Regions from separate parts of the Homo sapiens genome. Here region 2 is linked to region 1. Evidence: chromatin loops called from intact Hi-C (ENCODE). Cell type or tissue: prostate gland. All regions are shown on one strand. Region 1 holds the start of LOC105376819 (a long non-coding RNA gene). Region 2 overlaps CAPZB (capping actin protein of muscle Z-line subunit beta).

What was found. A loop is a pair of places that touch in the nucleus more often than their neighbours do. Peaks named below come from ENCODE experiments on the same cell type or tissue, not always from the same donor. Only the 100,000 strongest peaks of a DNase experiment are listed, where the experiment ranks them.
Region 2: it touches region 1 in a loop (2.2-fold over the local background); 56 of 110 quality-filtered maps call a loop at or near these places.

The regions. Positions count from the first base shown.
Region 1 is chr1:19,493,033-19,501,032 of GRCh38, reverse strand. It overlaps LOC105376819 (a long non-coding RNA gene), which reads right to left and starts at 812. Exons shown (of 4, transcript XR_947020.3): 1 at 670-812. In prostate gland, no CTCF peak of the experiment used is centred here; no DNase peak of the experiment used is centred here.
Region 2 is chr1:19,382,136-19,390,135 of GRCh38, reverse strand. It overlaps CAPZB (capping actin protein of muscle Z-line subunit beta), which reads left to right. Exons shown (of 9, transcript NM_004930.5): 3 at 4,510-4,631. Among named protein-coding and RNA genes, the nearest start is that of SLC66A1, 74 kb to the right of the region's middle. In prostate gland, no CTCF peak of the experiment used is centred here; DNase peaks (open chromatin) are centred at 4,055 and 5,842; H3K27ac peaks cover 4,763 bases.

The sequences.
Region 1 (8,000 bases):
ACTGCAAGCTCTGCCTTCCGGGTTCACGTCATTCTCCCGCCTAGCTGGGACTACAGGCGCCCGCCACCAGGCCCAGCTAATTTTTTTTTTTTTTTTTTAAGTAGAAACGGGGTTTCACAGTGTTAGCCAGGATGGTCTCGATCTCCTGACCTCATGATCCGCCCACTTCGGCCTCCCAAAGTGCTGGGATTAGAGGCGTGAGCCACCGCACCTGGCTGGAAATCCTGCTTCGATTTATCATCCCAAACACTTCCTGCTATATTGAAAGCTATCATAGGAGCTCTTCAGACCTGAAGTCGTTGGGGGTAATGCTAGCTGATGGAACAAAGAACTCCCAACTTTGAGTGGCTTACTGCTATGATAAAGGTTTACTTGCCCCCAAAGGCACAGTCTGGTTGGGTGTTTTCAGCGACTACCATGGAAACAGATACAGGCTTCTTCCATCTTGGAGTCCTCCCTTAGGTCCTCTGCATTCAGTTTATTGATGAACAAAGAAAGAGTGTGCGACAGGACACAAGGGCCATTTTATCGCCATGCCTGGAGATGGCACATGTCACTTCCGCCCACATTCCATTAGTTAAAACACAGTCACATGACCATATGACTATGTTTGTGCCCAGAAAGACGAAATGGAAAAGGTAATCATGCAGCTTATTAATGCTAGCATACCTGTATCAGTTGTAGGTAATGTGGGGTAGAGAATGAATGGTCATTAAGGTTAAAGCTCTTGCTGTGCACCGTGGCTCATGCCTGTAATCCCAACACTTCAGGAGGCCGAGGTAGGAGGCTTGCTTGAGTCCAGGAGTTTGAGACCAGCTTGGGCAACATAGGGAGATCCTGTCTCTACAAAAAATTAAAAGATTAGTAGGGTGTGGTGGTGCATGCCTGTCGTCCCAGCTACTCTGGAGGCTGAGGCAGAAGGATTGCTTCAGTCAGGAGGTCAAGGCTGCAGTGAGCTATGTTCATGCCACTGTACTCCAGCCTGGGCAACAGAGCAAGACCCTGTCTCAAAAAAAAAAAAATAGAAAAGATTAAAGCCCAAGAGAACTGCAATGGCAGTTGTCCAAGCAATGGTGTGTGACAGACAGAAATCACTGGCAGTCAGTTTTTCTTGACAGATACAGATTTTAAGCTGAGCCAGATCTTATAGGATCTTAGGTCACATATGTCTGATCCAGTGTGGCAGTTTTAAGCTGCAAAGAGGCAGCAGCTATGAAATAGGCCCTATCACCATTGACATTGCTCTGGGACTCTCTGCTCAATCATCCTAACTCTCTGTGCCCCTCAGTTTCCCCCTTTACATTTTGTTCCCAATCTGCCAAGCCTCAGGCTTGGTGATTCATTTTCCCCACTTATAGTCTCACTTTACACAGCTGGACCAGATACTCAACATCGTTTCTCTGACCTCTGTTTTTCTTTCAGACCATAATCTGGAGTCTTTCTGACTATAATGCCATTGATTGCCTTACTGATTGCTTCAGATAAATAGGTCATCAGGTCTAGTCTGGTCTTGGGAGTTAAGAATCTCAACAAAGGTCCTTTTATGCTATACACTCCATTTTTTCACTTAAACAAAAATATTAAGCTGATATGTATGTTTATTTACTTGGAAGGATTGAAACTTATAGACAGAATGCCTTTTCTTATAAAAAATTTAATGTCCTGTGTATGTTTAAATAATGCTTTACATAGCTCTGAAATCTTTTTCTTAAATGGTATCTTTGGAAGGGCAGAATTTTCTTGTTTTCATCAAATCCAATTTATCATTTTTTTCTTTTTTAGTTAGTGCTCTTTGTATCTTAAGAAATCTTTGCCAACTCAATGTTCTGAAGATTTCTCATCTGTTTTCTTTTAGAAGTTTTAGCTCTTCATGTTTATGTCTATGATCCATTGAGTTAATGTTTATCTATGGTGTGAGGTAAGGGTCAAGATTCATTTTTTTCTAAATGGATCTTGGGAGGAGAAGACAGAAGGATCCCTTGAGCCCAGGGGTTCAAAACCAGCACGGGCAACATAGTGAGACCTCGTCTCTATAAAAAATGCAAAAAAAAAAAAAAAAAAAACAATAGGCACTGTGGTGGCTCATGCTTGTAATCCCAGCACATTGGGAGGCCGAGGCGGACAGATTGCTTGAGTCCAGGAGTTTGAGACCAGCCTGGGCAATATGGTGAAACCCTGTCTCTACAAAAAATACAAAAATCAGCCAGGAGTGGTGGCATGCACCTGTAGTCCCAGTGCTACTCAGGGGCTGAGGTGGGAGGTCCGCTTGTGCCCAGGAGGTCGAGGCTGCAGTGAGCCAAGATCACACCACTGAACTCCAGCCTGGGTGACAAAGTGAGATCCTGTCCCAAAAACAAACAAACAAACAAAAATAGCCAGGCATGGTGGAGCACTCCTGTAGTTTCAGCAACTTGGGAGACTGAGGTGGGAGGATTGCTTGAGCCCAGTTGAGGTCAAGGCTGCAGCGAGCTGAGCTCATACCACTGCACTCCAGTCTGGGTGACAGAGCAAGACCCTGTCTCTAAACAAGTAAATAAACAAACAAACAATCTCCAGTTGTCCCAGAATTTTTGTTAAACACTGTTCTTCACCACATTGTTACATTGGTGCCTTTGTCAAAAATTATTTTACTGTATATACATGTGGGTCTATTTTTGGACTATTATGTTCCATTCATGTATGTGTCTATCCTTCTGTCAATGCCACATTGGGTTGATAGCTTTATAGCTACGTCTTGAAGTCAGGTAGTGTAGGCCCTCTAACTTTTTCCCTCTTTTTAAAGATTGTTCTAAATATTCTGGGATTTCCATATACCTTTTTAAAAGATTGTTCTTTTTTAAAGATTGCTCTTTTTTAAAAAAAGATTGTTGTCTCGGCACGGTGGCTCACGCCTGTAATCCCAGCACTTTGGGAGGCCGAGGCAGGTAGATCACGAGGTCAGGAGTTCAAGACCAGCCTGGCCAAGATGATGAAACCCCGTGTCTACTAAAAATACAAAAATTAGCCAGGCGTGGTGGCAGGTGCCTGTAATCCCAGCTACTCGGGAGGCTGAGGCAGAGAATTGCTTGAACCCAGGAGGTGGAGGTTGCAATGAGCCAAGATTGCACCACTGCACTCCAGACTGGGCAACAGAGCGAGACTCCATCCCAAAAAAAAAAAAAAAAAAAAGATTGTTCTACTATCATGGGATTTCCGTATACATTTTAGAATCAGGCCAGGCACAGTGGCTCATACCTGTAATCCCAGCACTCTGGGAGGCTGAGGATTGCTTGAGCCCAAGAGTTCAAGACCAGCCTGGGTAACATAGTGAGACCTCATCTTTACTAAAAATAATTGTAAAAATTAGCCACGTGTGGTGCCATGTGCCTGTAGTCCCAGCTGTTTGGGAGGCTGAGGTGAGACGATTGCTTGAGCCTGGGAGGTCAAGGCTGTAGTGAGCAATGATTGCACCACTGCTCTCCAGCCTGGGTGACAGAGTGAGACACTGACTCAAAAAAAAAAAAAAAAAAAAGAATCAGTTTGTGAGTTTATATACAAAAACTTGCCGGGATTGTGATTTTAATTGCATTGAATTTATGGTACATTTTCAGGAGAATGAACATCTTGATGATATTGAATCTTCCAATCCATAAATAGGGTACATCTTATTGATCTAGATTTTTAATTTATCTTGGCAATGTTTTCTTGTTTTCAGGCCTTGTACATCTTTCATTAAATATATCCTGAGTGGCCGGGCACGGTGGTTCACGCCTGTAATCCCAGCACTTTGGGAGGCCGAGGTGGGCGGATCAACTGAGGTCGGGAGTTCAAGACCAGCCTGACCAACATGGAGAAACCCCGTCTCTACTAAAAATACAAAATTAGCCGGGCATGGTGGCACATGCCTATAATCCCAGCTACTAGGGAGGCTGAGGCAGGAGAAATCATTTGAACCTGGGAGGCGGAGGTTGCGGTGAGCCGAGATCATGCCATTGCACTCCAGCCTGGGCAACAAGAGTGAAACTCCATCTCAAAAAAAAAAAATATATATATATCTATATCTCCTGAGTATTTTATATTTTTTGATATTATTATAAAGATATTTAAATTTATTTTACAATTGTTCATTGCTCTGATCTTTTATTCCAGCCTTTCACTAGATTTTTCTCAAGTCCTACCACTTTATCAGGTCCTATGTCAGTTCTGCATGTAGTTTAGCTTCATTTGGAACACTGCAGTGTCTGACTGGAATGAGAGATGAGGATTTTGGAGAAGTAGAGGATGGCTGAGGTTTGCATCCTGGATGACTGGAGGTTCTCTGGCTCACAATTTGACAGGCTTCATTCATATTGTGCCATATCCCAGGTTCCATGCTAATTGTTAGTGATATGACTCACAGTCCCTGCCTCAAGGAGCCATAGCGCAGTAGGGACCAAGTGAAAAGTGATCTGATAAGGTACACAAAGTAGAAGTTTCCATGGCAACACAGAACAGGGGGTCCCAAACCCAGCTTTTGAGGGGACTGTCAGAGATATTACCAGGATAAGAGGGTGATTATGCTGAATCTAAAGGAAGAGTCAGCATTAGACACATTGTAGAGTCCAGCCCAACCCTGGTGGGTGACTGGCTGGCCAGCTTAATACACTAAACGTGAAGTTTCCCAAATATGCATATAAAAACTCCAACAGCTGGCCTGCATGTGAGAGGCCCTTCCATAACTCTGACCAAGACCCCGTAGATGGTCAGGATACAAATACTTCTGGTCCAGCAGAAGGCAGCTGTGAGTTCTCCCAGGTACCTATTAGAAAAGCAAAAGCAAAAACCCTGAGATGATTGTGTCTAACCTCAGAGTAAAGTATCCTCTTGGCACTGAAGACTTTGGGGATGCATTAAAAAGAAGTGGATTGCTAGTGGTCTGTCCACCTCCCTGCTCCCTGCTACATGTACTTTCAAGATGCTGAAGGCTGGAAAAAGTTGATCTAAGCTGTCTAGCTGAGGCTGCCTCCTCTACAAACCACACAATTTTCTGTCTTCAAAGGAAATCAGCATTTTTTTTTTTTGGCCTGTACTCAGTCCTGCTTAAGGTTTCAATGACTAGAAATTTCTGAGACCACAAATAAGTCTGTTTCATTCACTTGCCAGAGCTTACTCAGGATGCCCGTAATGCCCATCTGTTTCTTTCTTTCCTTCTCTCTACTTTTCAGCAGCCCTTCTCCTTCTTTTGGTAACAGTATCCTGATTTCCCCCATCATCAGGGAAACAGTTTCCCTCCCTGATCATCAGGTCCCCATCTGCCAGCTCCAGGGCTGAGGCCACTGGTAACTGAAGAAATGAACATGGCTGAAATTGCCTAAGGAAAAAGGGCAAAGTTAGAGAAGGAAAGAACCTGCTACCAAATCTCAAGGAACTCCATCGTTTAGTAGGTGTGTGGAGGAGAAGGAGTCTCCAGAGAACCCAGAGAAGGAGCGTAGAGGTAGGATTAAGACTAGGAGAGTCACATGATGTCATGGAAGCCAATGGGAAAGAGTGCTTCAAGGAGGGAGGACGTGGCCAAAGCACCAGAGGCTACTGGGAAGTTACAGGAGGTGAAGTTTGAAAACTGTGCATGTGGCCCGGCAAGGTGGCTCATGCCTGTGATCCCAGCACTATGGGAGGCTGGGAAGGGAGGAGTGCTTCGTGCTTCAGCCCAGGAGTTTGAGACCAGCCCGGGCAACAAAACGAGACCCTGTCTCAAAAAAAAAAAAAAAAAAAAATTTAAAAGAAAGTTGTGCATGTGACCTTCAACATGAAGGTTATGGGTGACCTCAGAGCTATTTCAGTGGAGGAGTTACGTAAGCGAATGGGAGGTTAGGAAGTGGAAGGAGGAAACACAGACAATTCTCCAGCTGGGAAAGGGAGGAGGTGGCGGTAAGCTGGAGAAGATGAGGAATTCACGTAGGTTTCTTTCTTTAAAAAAAAAAAAATCAGAACACTTAGGCATGTTTAAAACCACAGTAATCATTAGTTGAACAATCTGGGGAGAGACAGGATAATTGAAGTGTAAGGTTCTTGAGAAAATAAAATCCCCAAGAGGGAATATTGTTTACAGGATTTCCCAAACTTACTTGGTGAACTGCCCCTCTTCAGGCCGAGTTCATTTTGATTACTGTTCCGCAGAAAGCACCCTGGCCCAAATTAGGTCAGGGGCTGATCTGCAAACCAATTAGCATGGCCAAGGCTATACTTTGACTTTGGTCAATCAGAATCCTCTCTTCTAGAGCTGGGGGTGGGCTGAACCCCACCCAAACTAAATGTCTGAAAATGAGACAGGGTTAAGTTGTAGGAAAGAGACGGTATTCATACCTGGGAGGTACCCCAGCAGTGACCTCGAAGCCAACTGAATGATGGTGCAGATGGCCTTGCCATGTGGTGTTCCCTCCCTCTTGGAACTCTTGGTAACAAAGATTCTTTTTTTTTTTTTTGAGACAGAGTCTCTGTGGTCACCCAGGCTGGAGTGCAGTGGCGTGATCTCAGCTCACTGAAACCTCTGCCTCACAGGTTCAAGCAATTCTCATGCCTCGACCTCCTGAGTAGCTGAGATTACAGGTGCACACCACTACGCTCAGCTAGTTTAAGTATTTTAGTAGAGATGGGGTTTCACCATGTTGGCCAGGCTGGTCTCGAACTCATGACCTCAGGTGATCCGCCCACCTCAGCCTTCCAAAGTTCTGGGATTATAGGCATGAGCCACCATGCCCGGCCGGTAACAAAGATTCTTAAATTGAATCCCATTGAAACTTCAGTATATGGAGTTAGGATGTTCAGGCAATACGGCTAGCTGTAGAATTCAGTGTATTGAGGGGTTAAAATCTGGCTTATTCTAAGGGTTCTCAGGCATTTCTAAAGACACGGTAAAACACCTAAAACCGTGTTAGTAACTTGAGAAGATGCCCAACTTAGGAAACAGGCCCAGACCTGTTAGACGGGAGGTAATTTAGGAGCTAGGCAATCCCCAGCTCCTGGGATAACTGTGCATTTATTAACCCAATTAATAGATGTAATTGAAGAAGGAAAGACAGATGTTGGGCAACTTCTGGGCAATGTCTGCTTTAATGGGTCCTGTATGAGCTGATTTGGCATAGGGTAGAAGGCTGTCTTTCAAGGACCTCAAGGTTGCTGCTTCCTTCCTCAGGTGATGGTATTATATGGCTTGGGGCTTCCCTTCCACCTTGCCTCAATTCAGAAAATGCTTATGGGCACCTACTATGTGTAATTGCCATTCTATGTGCCGGGATGTGGTAGCACTGCCTTTTGCAGCTTACAAAGCCCTTTCCTACCTATGATCTCAATCTGGTGATTCTGAGAACAGATTTTGAGTCAGGAAGACCAAAGTGAGAATAAATCCATCCACGTATTATGTGTGACTTTAGGCAAGTCATTTCATCTAAGACCCAACTTCTTCTATAAATTGGTAATAATAAAAGTTCTGGCCAGGCATGGTGGCTCACACCTATAATCCCAGCACTTTGGGAGGCTGAGGTGGGGGGATCGCTTGAGCCCAGGAGTTTGAGAGCAGCCTGGGCAACATGGCAAAAATCTGTCTCTACAAAAAATATAAAAATTAGCCAGCAGTGGTGGCTCACACCTGTGGTACCAGCTACATAGGTGGCTGAGTTGGGAGGATTGCTTGAGCCTGGGAGGCGGAGGTTGCAGTAAGTCGAGATTGTGCCATTGCATTCCAACCTGAGACCCTGTCTCCAAAAAAAAAAAAAAAAAAAAAAAAAGTTCCTAACTCAAAGGATGGTTGGGAGGAGTCTATAATACACAAAAAGTGCTTAGCACATAGCAAGTACTCATGAAAAAGTAGCTGTATTATTCATTCTTTGTTTATTCACACAATAATCTTATCCTGTTGATACTATTATCTTCATTCACATACCTTCATTGAGCACTGATTATGTTCTAGGTGAACACCTAGGTCCATAATGACCAAAAGAGGACTCAGATGCAGAAGAACAAGGGTCCCAGAACTAAGCCTTCAG
Region 2 (8,000 bases), 110 kb after region 1:
GATTACAGAGATACACTGCCTTCATTCTGGTTCTGTAATATGGCCTCAGACCACAGGATTAATATCCACTTACATGGAATCAGCATGCATTGACTGATCCCTGCTGCAGCGGGCGTGATGCTGCGCTGAGGCTGGAGGGCCTGTCTTGGCCTCTGTAGGTGTGGAGTCAATTCACAATGAAAAATGCTAAGTGGTGAGGAAGGAGTAAGGTGAAAGTCATTGGCAGTATTAGAACAGCCATCCCCAAAGCATTTAGGATTCAGTTGATATTAGTGTTACTGCAGGAATTCTGAAGAATTTGACATCTTGATAAAGAAGTTGGAGTTTGGGCCAGGCCCTGAAGGATCAGTAAGATTTAAGAGAGCAGTGGGGATTGGCTGTCAGATTTAGCAAATAAAAATACATGGCCTGGCCAGGCGCAGTGGCTCACACCTGTAATCCTAGCACTTTGGGTGGCCGAGGTGGGTGGATCATGAGGTTAGGAGATAGAGACCATCCTGGCTAACGTGGTGAAACCCCATCTTTACTAAAAATAGAAAAATTAGCTGGGCGTGGTGGCACACACCTGTAATCCCAGCTACTCGGGAGGCTGAGGCAGGAGAATGGCATGAACCTGGGAGGCGGAGCTTGCAGTGAGCCGAGATCGCGCCACTGCACTCCAGCCTGGGTGACAGAGCTGGACTCCATCTCATTGAGAAAAAAAAAACACACGACCCATGTAACCTTTAGGAAGTAGTCATACTAAAATGTTATTCATTGTGTATCTGAAATTCAGACTGAACTGGCCTCCCTCTGTTTTATCCAGCAACCCTCAATGGGGAAGATGTTTAAGTGGGGGAATGCACGTGCATGTTCAGGGAGTGGTGAATGGGACCGTGTGGTTGTTTGAGGAGTTTCGGGCAGAGGTGGAGGGACGGCGTGGGTATGAGACGGGATCAGTGATGGTGCCAGGTCGTGACTAATGCACCTTTGGGCAGCTGCTGTGGTCCAAGTCTGTGGGCACACCATGTATTATTCCACATTTCTCATTCCCCATGACAACGAAAATGTTATTATTCCAGAGCAGATTATCTTTGATCAAAAGAAACAGCGCTGATGGAAATATGGCCAAAACTATGGCCCAGCTTAAGAGTTGATCCAAAAGGCAAAAATGGTGCCTGCTTGGGTGGAGTCCGTTGGCCATATCAAGTCCCAGAGGCTTTTCACTGTAGGACAAGCAGTGCCAGTTTTTGAGTTCCAGTTTAAATGTATGTTTTTCTGGGGTTGGTTAGTACCTGGCATACTGGCTTTCAGAAGTCCCATCACAGATCTTCAAGGGTGGTCTGTCTCCGTGCAGCTCATCTACTGTGTTTGACAAATGAACAGTCTTGGGCTTTGCCTAAGGTTCCGTGGCCAGCTCACAGCAGAGCAGAGGCTAGAACCCAGGTCTCTTAGTTCTCACTCTTTCCACCAATGCTGTGGCTCCTTGAGGTCATATGTTAATAAAAAATGCCAGGGCTTTCATGACAGCTCCGGTTCTCTTTGTTCAGTGCTTTCCCACCATACCATGGTTCATATCTGAGAGTGCTGGGTTGGAACCACACAGGAAACTTGTCATCAGCATCCATTCAGATTTAGTTCTGGACAAGTGCTTTTGCTAAAGATTCCTATTACCTGCCAATTTATTAATTTTAAAGTAAAGTTGATTGGAGTTTGGGAGGCTCCGTGTTGTAAAACTCCTCCTTTCCTCCCTCTTTCCCTCCTTTCTTTCCTTCCTCCCAAATATATTAAGCATTTGCTGTGTGTCAGGCACAGCCACAGGCACTGAGAATCCTGCAGTGAGTAAGATCGAAGTCCTTGCCCCAGTAAAACTTACATTCTAGTGAGGGATACAGATAACTGATCAATGAAAAAATACTCCACCTGGTGTTAAGTGCTAGGAAGAGATTACTCAGATGCTTTCGATTCATAGATGAATCTCTTGGATAGGAGTAGAGTCAAGCCTCTTTTATACCAAACCCTATTTTCTTGTGAGCTTTCCTACGTTGAGGGGACTTAGCTGCAAGCAGTGTGCCTGGCAGGAGAAGGGAAACAGCTGGCTCCAGGTGGAACTGGGGTGAAGCACCGGATCCTCACAGGTACGTTTGTACCCTGTGTCTGAAGCAGCACAGTGAATTCAGGTATGATCCAGGCTATTGTTGCCATCTGAGAGTAACAGGTGACAGATGATATTGTCTAAAGGAAGGGAAAGGAACCTGAACGTGTCAGGCAGTAACATACGTGCATTTCCCTGTGCCAGGCTCTGCCCTGAACACGGAATGCATTGTGTCATGTGGGTCCTCAAAATCACATGGGCATGGGCACCCAGATGGGTTGGTTTTATTATCCCCATTTTACAGGTACGGAAACCAAGTCTTAGTAGAGAAGTAAAATGACTTACCCAGGCCATAAGGCTACTTGTACGCAGCGGAGTCAGGAGGTCTAACTTCAGACCCTGTTTGCTCAGTCTCTACTGTAATTGAGGAAAAATTGAGCTGATGGTGTCAGGACTCCAACCAGAGAGAATGGGTTCCAGGCAAAAGTTGAGGCCCAACAGATAAGCCAAGGCAGCATCCCAGCATTATAAACAGAGATGCTTAGGGACAGGCATGATGTGTTAGGTGAGGTGGCTTCATTGGCTGTGGCAGCACAGCAAGGCCTCTTTCAGGTCCCAGATGGCCTCGGGTGGAAGCTGTTAGACCTTCCTTCCTCAGCCAGGACTTCCTTCCAGTTGAAGGGCTCTGTGGCCACAGCTAAGCAGGGCTGGGGCTAGGAGAGGGCTGTTTGCCACCAGAGGGTGCCTTTAGCATGCACTGTCCTTCCCCTTAGCTGGACATTAAACCAAAGTTAGAGTAGGAGGAGTAGGGACTTTGGACTCATCTGGCCCTGGTTTTGTTTTCTGTCTCCACTGCTTGCTTCTTGTGTGGCCCTTGGGTAACTTTATGGCTCCCGGCCTCAACTCTAATCTGTAAAATGGGGCTTTGCATACCCACTTTGCAGAATGCGTGTGAGCTTTCAAGTCAACAATATGCTCTACCATAGTGCGTGGTGCATGGCAGGCACATGGAAATGGTAAGGTGCATGATATTATCACCAAAACCAACTTTGAAAGTAGCCCCCATTTTTATTATGTTTGTTAGGAAAGGGCAGATACACATGGAGAAAGAATTCTGAAAACAAGCACAGGTACAGGCCAGGCCTGGGGGCTCACACCTGTAAGCCCAGCACATTGTACACAGGGGTTGGTGGTGTATGTCTATCTCTTTGGGTACTGTCCCCTGTATAAGAAACAGATCATCTCACCAAGGCCAGAATTTCTGTGAGTTATGAGGCAGGGTTACAGTCCTTTAGTTGTGCTGGGCGTTGCTTTCCAAGCTGAGTTCTAAAGCACCCTGGAGGGGCAGCAGAGGAGCCCGTGGAGGCTGGGTGGTCCCTGTGGTGGTGGGACTCCCTGTCCCTGCCTGTCTCTTGGATGGTGGCAAGGGCCTTCTGGAAGAACACAGGAACCACTGTCGCTGTCAGCCCGTCTGCTGAGCTGCTCTGCTGGTGTCTTTGCCATACGATGGAATTTTTCCACTGGGAAGGGTTATTGGTGCAACTGGCAGGCACTTTCCTGGTAAACGATATGGTGGAGCCCCCATAAACCCAGGCCCATGAAACAAATAAGTCAGCACATTGAAAATATAGCGTGGAAGTGACTCAGGCCTGAAGGAATCCATTTCTGAAAGTGCTGCCATCCCTTTCTGGGATATTTTGGTAGAAATTGATGTTTGAGTTGGGAGGAGGAGGCCAGTGGCCTGGTTACTTGCAGAGCCTTGTGTCAGAGTCGCAACATTGGCCCAGAGTTTGAGTCCTGCCAGCCCCCGACCGCGGGGTCATCTTTCTTGGTGAGGCGGCCCCCTGGCAGGCCAGCCGGAGGTGAGCCCACTGGGGCTCTGTGCTGTGGGGGAGCCGGGGTGAAGCTCTCTTTGCAGCAGATAGAGTTGACTCTACAAGCCAACTGGTAACACTTGGCTAGGGGCCTGGAAAGTACTGGAGACTCCACCCAGCATAGGAGCCTGTGGGAGTTCCCGGCACGGACGAGTTTTTCTACTCCGAGTTCTTTAGATTCCTGTGTATTTGAAATGTTTACCTTCTTCTCGGGACTTCAGCTTGTACTTTGCCCACCAGAGACCAATACCAAGCACATACACACTTAAATTTACTAGGCCACCCTGGTGACCAGGTAATTAAAGCTGCACACAGTTTTTGGAAGGAAGACTGTATTAGAAATCACGCTCCACTGTAATTCAAGAATGGGTTTCTTTATAGAGGGACACAGTTGGTGTCAGACACATGTGGAAAAGAAAAGAACAGGCCCATAATTTTGTCTCAGTGCCCAGGGCCAGATGTTAAAGGTACTGACCACAATATGGCTGCAGTATTGTTAGCCACCTGAGTTTGGTGTGCTGTTTTAACCTCTGTTTCGACCTTGTCCTTTCTCTCTGCCAGGTCCCCAGTCTATGTGAGGATCTCCTGTCTTCTGTTGACCAGCCACTGAAAATTGCCAGAGACAAGGTGGTGGGAAAGGATTACCTTTTGTGTGACTACAACAGAGATGGGGACTCCTATAGGTGAGCTCATGCCCCGGGGATGCAGCAGGCACAGCAGGCACACGCGGGCTGCCGTAGGTACCTGCTGCAGAGCACGGGGACCTTGGACTTGGGCAGCTGGCAGCCCATTCAGCTTTCCTTCCGTTTGTTCCCTGCCCTCCTCTCCTTTCTTCTCTTGTCCTCCCCATTCTTCTCATCGTTCCATCTGTTATTCCAATCATGCAGCAGACGTTTGAAGAGTGCCACCCACAAGCATGAGAGATAGAGCAGCGGACCAAAGGCCCCCTGCCTTCATGGATCTTCCAGTCTAACGGGAGAGGGATGTTGTTCAAAAACAACTGTTCTATTATAATTGCATTCAGTCCTGCGGAGGGCAGTGTACAGGGTGCGCATATGATGGGGATCCTGAGGGCTGGGAGGGTCTCTGTGGTAAGGGATCTACGAACGCAGCTCTGTCAGATACACAACTCTCCTCTCTCTTTCCGTCACCTCGCCCAAGGCTGTAAATAACTAAGTTGACATTAGTCCCTGCCCTGGGTGTCTGATCACCAGGTCTAGCATAGGAGACACATTGGGTAACTGGTAACTGTATGATGTGATTCATACAGCCAGTGCAAAGTCTGTTCAGGGTGGGACGGTAGCACAGAAGAGGCCATGGTCAACTCCAGGAGGACTTCCTGAAGGAGGTGATGTCTGAGCTGGGTTTTAAGGGCATGTAGGAGTTATACCTCTATTTTTTAAGAGTGGGAATCCTTAAACTGGCCCAGTGTTTCCATGATGAATTGCAGTAGTCACTGCCTTGGAGAATGGTAGAGGAACACAGCCTGCTTTAGGTTTATTTGGAGACCACAGAACCAGGGTTGTCTTGAAGCTTCACCCTGATGCTCTCTTTGGAGATGGGGCAAGGCTTCTGGGAAGTCAAAGCAGGAAAAATGATCAGGAGTCAGCCAGTGTGGGCTTCAAACCAGCACAGCTCCCTGTGTCAATGGGACTTTGACAAATCACTTATTGTCGCTGGTCTTTTAGTTTTGTCATCTGTAAAACGGAAATAGTAGTGTTTCTTTACTCAACAGAATGCTTCCTGAAGAAAATAAAGAGGACAGTGGGAGGGAGGGAGAGGACGGGCAGGCAGGGAAGGCTCTCCCACAAGTGGGAACTGGAGGATGAAAAGGTCCAGGTCTGGGGAAGAGCCTGCTGGGTGCTGAGGCCCTGGGTGATGAGCTCACCAGGATGGAGCTGGCAGAAGGCCAGAGGTGGAGAAGGCAGTGAGGGGAGGGCAGTGGGGGCGGAGATGAGGGAGGAGGCATGGCCAGGGCAGGTCTGGCAGGGTCTTGAAGGCCAGGCTGAGGGTAATAAAAGTTAGCACAGGGTTATTTATTGGGGGGATAAAAGAAGTAACACACGTGAAATGTTGAATGGCACAGACATTGTCATATACTTAAAAAGTTTAATACTGACTTATAAGAGACTAGACAACAGTTTTATAATCATGTCCCTTTCCTGGCTTTAAATGGAAATTAGGTAGAGATTATATTTTGCCCTCCTTCAGACCACAGACTAGAGTTGAAATGGTGAGAAGTGGTGAGATTTGAGGTCACTTTTAAAAGTAGAGCCAGCGGCCTCTGCAGGTAGGTGGGGATGGAAGAAGAGGAGGTGGGGTGTGAAGGGTGATTACAAGGCTTCGGACCTGAGCCACTGTTGATTGAGGTGAGGAGGACTCGGGGAGGAGCAGGCATAGGGACACTTTAAGCTTGAGAGGCCCATTAGATCAAAGTGGAGATACCAGGTAGGCTGTGGATGTACCATGTGGAGTTCCAGGAGAGAGGTTTAGGCTGGGGATGTGGCTGCAGATGTCCCAGCATATAGATGGTGATACAGCCCTGAGGCCGATCAAATTCATCCTTGAAGGGCTCATTCTGTGCCTGGAACTGCTGGTCACAGCATGGCGTCCAGGTGCTGTCCTTGGGAGCATCTTGCTCTGTCGCCCAGGCTGTAGTGCAGTGATGCGAACATGGCCCCCTGCACAAGACCATAGGCATGTATCACCATGCCCAGCTAATTTTTTTTTTTTTTTTTTTTGAGACAGAGTCTCACTCTGTTGTCCAGGTTGGAGTGCAGTGGCACGATCTCAGCTCACTGCAACCTCTGTCTCCTGGGTTCAAGCAGATTCTCCTGCCTCAGCCTCCCAAGTAGCTGGGATTACGGGTGTACGCCATCGCTCCCAGCTAGTCTTTGTATTTTCAGTGCAGACAGGGTTTCACCACGTTGGCCAGGCTGGTCTTGAACTCCTGACCTCAAATGATCCTCCTGCCTTGGCTTCCCAAAATGTCAGGATTATAGGCATGAGCCACTGCGCCCAGCCCCAGCTAATTTTTTTGACTTTTTCTCTCTCCTTTTTTTTTTTTTTTTGTAGAGATGGGGGCCTCATTTTGTTGCCCAGGCTGGCCTCGAACTCCTAGGTTCAAGCAGTCCTCCCACTTCAGCTTCCCAAATTGCTAGGATTACAGGTGTGAGCCACATTGCCCAGCCAGGGAGCCACTGATGAAGTGGGTGGACCAGCCCTTAGAGAGAGAAGTCCAGTGAAGATGGTGAGTGGTCTGACAGACCAGGGAGCAGGCAGGGAGAAGTATTCTCGCCCGGCATGCAGTTCAGGGAACGCTTCCTGGAGGAGGTGTTCCTTGAACTGGTCTTGCTTAATCAACATCATTATTATATTTATTATTTCCACCTAAAAACTCCAGTTGACTGTGTAAGGCAGCTGTTCTGCAGGAGCTGGTGGAAGGACGGGATCATGTCTAGGTCCGTGGCTAGGCCAGGCTCTGCGGGAGACTTGGTACCTGCAGCCCTTCCAGGTCACCCCTTTGTCCCCCACCTGCATTCCTGAGGCCCTACCACCAGCTCTGGGGGATCTCAGGCCTTTAGAGAGGAGCCTGGGGTGTGGAGGCAGAAAGTATGTCTTTCTTTCTCCTCTTCTCGATATGAAACTTCAAGGTCTTCTGATTCTGTCCACAGATTTCCATCCTGACTGTGTTTGATGGTTTGCTTAAATAAGATCCTTATGGTGTGACCGTTGCCAGCAGCACCGTTTGAAACCTGTTAGCTGAAACAAAAAGCCTTCTCGGAGGGAAATGAAAGTCCTGACTTTTGAAATCTAGGCATTCCTGTCCATCTGTCTTTTTTCAAATGGCCTCCATTTAAGCTCTTAAGTGTGTTCTGAGTGCCCCTTCCACTAAGAATATTCTGGTTAATGTTATGATATTTCCCTCAGCTACAATTACCCTGGCTTCAGGACTAACAGCTTGAAATGCTATCGTCTGTGAGCCAGTAGAAATGTGAGTTACAGGCTTCTTGCAAATTGCAGGCCCCCAGTCTGCCCGAAAGATGGGCTCT